2 separate regions of the Homo sapiens genome follow, and region 1 is linked to region 2. The links are chromatin contacts, found by Hi-C or POLR2A ChIA-PET in ENCODE. All regions are on one chromosome and are shown on one strand. Each heading gives the region's core, a stretch centred on a gene start or an enhancer-like site at or near the end of the contact. The rest is flanking DNA. Distances are from core to core; before and after follow the strand shown. Region 1 overlaps LOC107985590 (a long non-coding RNA gene). Region 2 holds the start of APOL6 (apolipoprotein L6).

The links. A loop is a pair of places that touch in the nucleus more often than their neighbours do. ChIA-PET counts read pairs that join two places held with the same protein, here RNA polymerase II (POLR2A). Pooled maps may share reads with other maps.
Region 1: a loop to region 2 is called in a pooled map, with 2.7 times the contacts of the local background. The contact joins the enhancer-like site here to the promoter of APOL6 in region 2. A Hi-C loop is called at or near these places in 2 of 50 pooled maps. POLR2A ChIA-PET finds 5 or more read pairs at or near these places in 4 of 52 experiments (A549, H1 and WTC11).

Annotation. Positions count from the first base shown.
Region 1 is chr22:35,580,163-35,584,845 of GRCh38, forward strand. LOC107985590 (a long non-coding RNA gene) reads right to left here. Exons shown (of 5, transcript XR_007068163.1): 4 at 738-849. Among named protein-coding and RNA genes, the nearest start is that of MB, 35 kb to the right of the region's middle. RefSeq lists enhancers at 374-873, 2,848-3,349 and a silencer at 3,089-3,168. Within about 2 kb of position 2,258, at least 5 of the 41 ENCODE cell types and tissues checked have a DNase peak (open chromatin) inside an H3K27ac peak, as active enhancers do.
Region 2 is chr22:35,646,364-35,650,765 of GRCh38, forward strand. APOL6 (apolipoprotein L6) reads left to right here and starts at 2,083. Exons shown (of 3, transcript NM_030641.4): 1 at 2,083-2,260. RefSeq lists an enhancer at 1,788-2,087.

The DNA of each region.
Region 1 (4,683 bases), core at 1,008-3,507, 66 kb before region 2:
TTTTGAGAATCAAGGCTGGCAGTGGTGTGAATGTTTTATGGAAAAGAATCATGCCTGTGTCGCTGGGTGTTACGGCGCTACCTGTGTCTCCAGCTGCCTGAGCAGAGAGAGCCCGTGGGGCCCCTTGGTCTGTCACACAAGCCCAGGGTTCCAGGCTCAATTTAGGATAATCCAGAATAATGCTACCAACTGGCTGCAGATCAGAGGTCAAATTCCTTTTTCTGGGCCCCTCTTTCCTCCCAGCTCCACTGGGACGCTGCCTCCAGGGGACTTCTCACAGCTGTCTGGACCAGACCTGCCTGGGAGGAACAGGGTGAGCGGGGACAGGAAGGCCTCGGACTTTTCCCAGGCTGAAGACCTCCAAGAAGCCACTCTCCCATTCCTCCGCTCCAGCTGGGCAGGCTTCTGATGTGGCTTTCCCAGACCCTGCTGGCCCCTGTCTGCAGCGGATACACACAGAGGAACAGCGCTCAAGAGGGGGAGGGAAGGGCCTTTGAATAGGAGGACTCATGAGGGCTCCAGGCCTGCACACACCCTGTCAGCTTGGGGTGCAGGTTGCAGATCTCTCAGGCAATGCCAGGCCTCAGTTTCCTCACCTGGAAAATGGGTTTGGACTGGATGACTTCACCCAGGATGCCCAGTGCTAGACACTAGAACAGACCGAGCAGCCCAGGACCTTCCCCCAAGTTCGCTCCCTGGACCCCTTTCACCTCTGCAAGATAGGGGCCATTCCCTACCTCTGGCCTCAGTCTCCACCTCTGTAAAATGGGCTGGCTGAACTGGAAGATCCCGGAGGGTCCTTTCCTCTCTGCCATTCTGTTGTAGCTGGAAAAGGAAAACGGGGTAGTGCTGGGAAGGAAAGAACATTTAGTGAGCTGCAACTGTATACCGGGTGTTTTTATACGTTATCTCAGTTCTCTGTGCCTTATTTTCCTATTGCTTCTGTAACAACTTACTATAAACTTGGTAAATTAAAACAACACACATTTATCACCTTATAATTCTAGAGGTCAGAAGTCCAAAACTAGTGTCACTGTGTTAAAGGCGTCAGCAGGGCTGGTTTTCCTTGTCTTTCAAGATAGAATCAATGCTCTCTTCATTCCCACATCACATGGTCTTTTCTCCCGTTTCCTCAGTCTCATCTCTTTCTCTCTCTTTTTTTTTTTTTTTTTTTGAGATGGAGTTTTGCTCTTGTTGCCCAGGCTGGAGTACAGTGGTGCTATCTCGGCTCACTGCAACCTCCCCTTCCTGGGTTCAAGTGATTCTCCTGCTGAAGCCTCCCAAGTAGTTGGGATTACAGGTGCATGCCACCACACCCAGCTAATTTTTGTATTTTTAGTAGAGACAGAGTTTCACCATGTTGGTCAGGCTGGTCTCGAACTCCTGACCTCAGGTGATCTCTCTGCCTTGGCTTCCCAAACTGTTGGGATTATAGGCATGAGCCACCATGCCTGGTCATCTCATCTCTTTCTTCCTACTGCCACATGCCTGCCTCCCTCATAGAAGGATCCTTGTGGGGACATTAGGCTCACCTGACCAATCCAGGATAATGTCCCTATCTCCAGATCCTTAACTTAATTACATCTGCAGAATTCCCTTTGCTGGATAAGGTACGATTCACAGGTATTTGGGGGATTAGGACGTGGGTATCTTTGGAGGACTCTCACTCAGCTTGCCACATCCGTTCACACAAGGCTGTCATGGAGCTCAGCTTCCAACCCCAGTGCCTGTGACTTTGTAGCTGTGTGGCCTTGGGCAATGACCTAACTTCCTTGGCTCTCAGTCTCCTCATCCATAAAACAGAGGTAATGATGAGGATTATTAAGACAGTGCAGGGGCCAAGCACAGTGGCTCACACCTGTAATCCCAGAACTTTGGGAGGCCGAGGCGGGTGGATCACCTAAGATCAGGAGTTGGAGACCAGCCTGACCAACATGGAGAAACCCCGTCTCTACTAAAAAAACAAAAATTAGCCAGGTATGGTGGCAGGTGCCTGTAATCCCAGCTACTTGGGAGGCTGAGGCAGGAGAATCATTTGAACCTGCGAGTTGGAGGTTGTGGTGAGCCGAGATGTACCATTGCACTCCAGCCTGGGCAACAAGAGCGAAACTCCATCTCAAAAAAAAAAAGAGTGCAGAGGACTCTCTGAACACGGGGTCTGCTGCTGCTGCTGAGTGAATGTATACAGTGATAGTAACGCTGATAATGAATCACCCTTGTTTATTGCAGCTACTCGTACCAGACACTGAGCTGAGTGTTGAGTTTATGTAGGTGAGCCACGTTGACATGAGCCTGGCCCTCGTGGAACGTACTAGAGAACCAGGAAGACAGACTTAGAATAAATAGTCACACAAATCATTAGGGAATTATCAGAGCAGCCCAAAGCCACACAGCTGGGAAGAGGAGAAGTGGGTGGGATTCACACCCAAGTCTGTCTGATTCCCAAGCCCTTATTTTTCCATGATACTCCCAGCCTCTTGAGGCTGGTGGAGGCCAAGCCGAGGACCAGAGATGGGAAATGACTTGCCAAAGGTCACACAGTGAGAGAACAGTCCATTGCAGACCCAGATCTCTGGGCATCCTGCCTAAGGCTCCTCCCAGAGGAGATTCTGAGACGTAATACTAAATTACAAAGTAACACTAATAACTAGTGTGGCAGCTAATGCTGTGGAAGCTTGCTCTGTGCCCGGAGGCAGAATGGACATTTTACGTGCCCAGTATCATTCAGTTTCCACGATGCACAGGAGAAGAGACTTGGTACCCTATTTCACAGAGAAAGAACCTGAAGTCTCAAAGGGGTGCTATGAAATGCCTAGGGTCACCAGCGAACTAACTGCTAAGCAGAGAGCCAGGATGTTCTCTAAGAGCAGGGCCTGGCTCAGAACTCCCCAGTTCAAATTTGTCTGACCCCCACCCCTGTCCCTAACTCCTGCACATCCTGCCTGCGCCCACTGGCAGATCTTCAGGGGCTCCTGCCAGTGGGAGGAGGGAGGTGGCTGTGGTCCTTAGGGTGTAATCCCACAGGTGGAATTCCTCCTGAGGTCAGCCTGCAGGGAGACGGGTGACACGCTGGTGCCATCTAGTGGCCTTAAAGAGACATGCTGCTTCCCCCGGGAGCCGCAAGGTACCCCACAGAGATGCAGGGAGATAGTAATACATAAGGTCCTCATCCTCCACCCAGCTGGACCCCGGTAGCAAACTGACAAAGCTGAGCTAAAAGTGTTCGAAATGATCCTCCTCATTTTGCAGCTGAGGAAACAGAGGTTCAGAGAGGAGACCGACACACCCCAGCCCAGTCAGGGGCAGACGCAGGTGGCTGGAGGGACTGGCAGGGAGGTGGGGCTTGCCCTGAGCCTTAGCAGGGAGTCTGTCCAGCCACTGGGAGGCCAGGACAAGACAAGTGAGCTCTTCGTGGAGACTCCAGTTTTGGTCTGGGGATGGGTAGGGGGCACTGGCCTGGGACAAGGAGGAGGGTATGGCTAGTAGGAGCTGGATTATGGGCCAGTGCCTGAGGAAGGGAGGAAGAAGGCTGGTAAGAGACAGAGTGTCCTGGATGATCACCAAGGCTCCTCCGTAGAGAAATCCCATGATCTAAGGCCAAACATGGCTGGAGAAACCCCAGGATTCTTAGAAACAAACATGGCTAATGAAATTCCATCATTCTAAGGGACAAACATGGCTGGAGAAATCCCAAGATTCTAAGAGGCATAGGAACTTGATACATTGTTCATTCCATCAACAAACCATCACTGACCATGCACTCTGGGCCTTCCCCATAAGGGACGCTCAAGACCCACAGACCAACCAGATCTGGTCCCTGCTCTGCCGGATTCCACAGCCCAGTGGGGCAAATAAACAGATGACAGACTCTCAGAACCGGACAAGATAAATTCAAGTGGCCCCCCAGAGGGCCATAGGCTCTGCAGCCAGACAGATCTAGCTGATGATGTTAGCAAAAATAGCGGAAGGGCCGAGCGTGGTAGTGCACATCTGTAGTCCCAGCTACTCCGCAGGAGGATTACCTGAGCCCAAGAGTCAGAGGCTGTAGTGTGCCATGATCACACAGGTGAATAGCCACTGCACTCCAGCCTGGGCAACATAGCAAGATCCTATCTCTCTTTTGTTTTGTTTTGTTTTTGAGACGGAGTCTTGCTCTGTCGCCCAGGCTGGAGTGCAGTGGCGTGACCTTGGCTCACTGCAAGCTCCGCCTCCCGGGTTCACGCCATTCTCCTGCCTCAGCCTCCCAAGTAGCTGGGACTACAGGCACCCGCCACCACGCCTGGCTAATTTTTTGTATTTTTAGTAGAGACGGGGTTTCACCGTGTTGCCCAGGCTGGTCTCGAACTCCTGACCTCAGGTGATCCGCCCACCTCAGTCTCCCAAAGTGCTGGGATTACAGGCGTGAGCCACCGTGCCCGGCCCAATCCTATCTCTGCAAAAAAATTGTGGAGTGGCTAACATTTATTGAGTGCCTACTATATGCCAGGCACTAGTATAAGCACTTTTGATTAGCTAATTTAGTGAAACCCAGACTTTCTCTGACTAGCCATGTGACTTTTGGTAAATTACTTAGCCTCTCCAACCCTCCAGATTCTCGTCTGTAAAACAGGAGCCACGTGCCTACCTTGCTAGGCTATTGTGAGGTTAAAACGAAGTTTTGTGTGTGGGTGTGTGTGTGTATTT
Region 2 (4,402 bases), core at 833-3,332:
CTGCCTCAGCCTCCCGAGTAGCTGGGATTACAGGTGCCCGCCACCACACATAGCTAATTTTTGTATTTTTAGTAGAGACAGGGTTTCACCATGTTGGTCAGGCTGGCCTCAAACTCCTGACCTCAAGCGATCCACCTGCCTCAGCCTCCCAAAGTGCTGGCATTACAGGCGTGAGCCACCGCGCCCGGTCCGAGAGTGTGTTTTAAATCACAAGAGACTAAGGGGCCTTCAGGCAAGTTTGTTTCTTTTCAGCAGGTCTTGGGTCCCTTGAGGGAAGGGAAGTGGACTCTAGGAAATTAAGCGACTCCCTACTTTTGTTCATCTGAGCTATAGGGTGGATGTTTTCTGTCCCCTTACATAAGCAGCACTTCCTGCATTTGGCTACAGAACATTTTTCTCACATGGCATCTCTTGGGGCGATTGTTTCACAAGAGCCCTGGTGGTAAACACTGCCCCCATCCAATGGCCGGTCTGGCCCCTGAGACTCCCAGGACCGAGCAGTGACCACAACATCTGGGTCCGTTGCCAGGGAAAACAACAGGCAGGCCTGGGATGGCTCAGCGGCCCCAGCCAGGCAGCCAAGTCCTCCTCAAGGTCAGGCTGTGTTTAGCGTGTTCCCCAAGTGTGGGAGGCCAGGAGCAGGGGTGGGTTGTGGAATCCGGGATGCCACGGTTGGAAAGGCCCCTACAAGACCCAACTCAGCAGCCCTTAACCCCTCATTCCTGCTCGTAGGGCCCAGGGACAGGAGGTGGCCTCTATCACAGCAAAGCCAGGACTGGCTAGGTGGGCCGCACCTTCTGCAAAGCAACAGCCTCCAATGTGGTCTCAGCTAGGGGTGGTGACTGGGGACTTCTGGGCATATAAATACAAACAAACCACATGGCTTCTGATCACAATTTGACACAAATGCTAGAGAGACACAGATCTCAGCCCGTAACCTCACTGTGGGCTCATTCTTGTAGACACAGAGCCTAGGACTGGTTCTTAGCTGTGTAATCACAAACAACCCACAACTTCTAGAAGCCTGGGTTTCCTCTTCCTTAAAGTGGGAGACAGAGTATCACAATCCTATATCTCCAATCCTTGAGGCCAGATGCATGTCAGAGTTCCTGATTTGGGGGATTTTTAGAAAGGTAATGGGGTGCAGGTATCGTGTACTATGTAACCCACGCACCCGCAGCAGCCCTCCTCAGTCAAACATATTAATATTTCTGCAGTGACTGTAAATATTCAAATTAAGCAGGAGACATAAAAACCACAGGTGAATTCATGCCAGATCAGGTCAGGTTTTGCCACTAAATGAATAAATTATCATTTTTTTTTAAGTTTTCATTCTGAGGCCAGGTGCGGTGGCTCACGCCTGTAATCCCAGCACTTTGGGAGGCCTAGATGGATGGATCATTTGAGGTCAGCAGTTTGAGACCAGCCTGGCCAACATGGCAAAACCCCATCTCTACTAAAAATACAAAAATCAGCCGGGCGTGGTGGCAGGTGCCTGTAATCTCAGCTACTAGGGAGGCTGAGACAGGGGAATAGCTTGAACGTAGGAGGCGGAGGTTGCAGTGAGCCGAGATCGTGCCATTGCACTCCAGCCTGGGCAACAGAGCGAGACTTCATCTCAAAAAACAATAATAATAATAATAATAAAATAAAGTTTCCATTTTCAGAGGATTCTGCATTCAGAGTTATTAGCCCTTTAATGCTGTGCACCTCATAGGGTTGTTACCCACATCAGCGTCACGTAAGATGCTGTGGAGGAAAGCAGTTTCAGAACAATCAGTGATGACAGCTACTGTGAATCCACTATTCAACAGGCGCCCCATCGCTTGCTCATGGGCTCCTCACCATAGCTCTAAGCCACAGGAGCTATTTTCATACCCCATATAGGTCCATCCTATAACACAGCCAGGACAGAGACGAGAGACTCAGGCCTCCTGACTTGGATTCTGCTCTTTCACCTCCTTGTTCATCCAATTAGAGAAACTGGCAAAAAGGAAACTGAAAGTGACAGCTGGAGCCCATGATTTCCTGGAAGAGCCCTAGAGCTTTGCTTTTTCTCTCCTGCAGCACTTAACCGAAACCAGTTTTGCAATCAATTCCTGTTCAAAGGCCACCCTACTCTTCCTATCCGTCTTTCTCCAGCCCAGACACTCACAGCCCCCTGCCAGACCAGGGGACCTCGGAGAGGCAAGGACAGAGGTTCAGGATCTTCCTCTCCCTCGGGACCCAAGGCCACAAAGGAGAGCTCCGTGGAGAGAAGGTGAGACGGCGGGCAGAAGTCGGGGGAGGAGGGGGCTGCCGCTCTGGTCCCTGAAGGACAGAGCCCCCAAGGGGTTGGCTTTAGGCACCTGACTCAGGGAAAAGAGCTGCTGTGAAAGCAGCGGGGTTCAAATGCCAGCCAGAGCTTGAGGAGAGTCTGAGGATTAACTTCTCCTGTGTTAATCCTGGTAGGTTTCCCTCCCTTACAGCCATTTCAGGGTTAAATTGAAACATGCTAAAGCATGCGATGTGACTAGCCAAGTTGCATTTGTCCCTCCACTGCTGGGGATCCGAGGGCTTAGGCAGAGGGGACCTGGCCCTTAGAAAGCAGATGATTACATCAGCCACAGGCGTTTCCCTAGAAATTCAGTAGAGGAGTGGTTTAGGGGTGTCATCTCACAAGAAAAAAGGTGCTGGGTGAGTTGTCTAGAAACTGCAAAGCCAACCTACAGAGTTTTCTAGATTGTAGATTTATGTGAAGTTGTTTGGGGAAGAGGGTGAGGGAGTTTGTGATAAATATTAGGGCGACTAGGCCAGGCGCAGTGGCTCATGCCTGTAATCCCAGCATTTTGGGAGGCTAAGGCAAGCGGATTGCTTGAGCCCAAGAGTTTGAGACCAGCATGGGCAACATAGTGAGACCCCGTCTCTACAAAAAATCAAAAAATAGCTGGGCGTGATGGTGCACACCTGTAGTCCCAGCTACTTGGGAGGGTGCTGAGGTGGAAGGATCACTTGAACCCAGGAAGTCAAGAATGCAGTGAGCAGTGATCGCACCACTGCACTCCAGCCTGGGCAACAGAGTGAGACCCGGTCTCAAAAAAAAAAAAAAAAATCTAGGGAGGTTATCTTGAAGCTGTGTTTTCAAAGTAAGCAGATTTTTCTTACTTAGATTGTGTATCTGCAGAAGTTGGTTTTGTGGGGGAAGGCAGGTAAGGAAAGACTGTCATAAATATCCTGTAAGCTTTCAAATGAAAGTAAGTTCTCAAATCCTCTTCCAATAAACCTCTCACAAGCAAATCCTCTCGCAACCACCAAGAGCAGGTCAGAGGGGATGGAATGGGACCTGCTTAGATGAGTTTCCTGCTGTTACCTTTGCCCTGCATCCCATAGGACTAATGTAAAAAAATGAGAGAGGTATTGGCGGACGCTGGTAAAAAATGGGGTTCCAGACCAGAGTCTCTTACCCCCAGCAACCTTGTCATGTTCAACCAGGTGATCCCTGGTTGTGGGGGCTGTCCTCTGCATCGTAGGGTGCTTGGCAGCATCCCTGGCCTCTGCCCTCTACATACCAACAGCAGTACCCTCTCCAGCTGAGACCATCAAAAATGTTTCCAGATATTAGCAGTGTCCCTGAGGAGCAAACACGCCCTGTTTGGGACCAACTACTCCAGACTCTGCGTGGCTGGAATTGCACAGGCTTTCCTGCTTACTGTGTGACACTGGCCTCCCTATGTCTCAGTTTGCACCTCTGTAAAATGGGCATCATCTTAGCACCGATCTCACTGGGTCACTGTGTAAAGCAGGTAGATGTATGTCTGGTGAAAGTAAACTCTTAAAGGTGCCAAGCCCCCTAAACCAAACCTAGCTTCACATACCAAAGAGGGGAGAAGGTTTTTATCTTTGAAGCATTCATTCTTTTTCATAGACTACCCCAAAGAAATAACCAAACATGTAGACAGACGTCTATATAAGGATTTTAACCAAAAATTATAAATACAAAATTTTAAAATAACTGAAAACAACCCAAAGGTTCAACAGTGAGAGAGTTATTGAATGTGTAATGATACATTCGTAAAATGAAATGCGACATGGCTTCTATGTATCGCCTGGGGAACTACTAAGATACAATGTTAGGTGACAAGAATTCACACAAACTACATGAACAGCATGCATTTCCATATGGTGAGCGTAAGGTGGATTTTATAATTTATTTCTAAATTTTCAACCTTAAACTTGTATTCATGGCTATAAGTGAATGAATGAATGAATGGCTATAAATGAATGGCTATAAAAATTTGTGTCCTGGGCTGGGCATGGTGGCTCATGCCTGTAATCCCAGCACTTTGGGAGCCCGAGGTGGGTGGATCACCTGAGGTCAGGAGTTCAAGACCAGCCTGGCCAACCTTGTGAAACCCCATCTCTA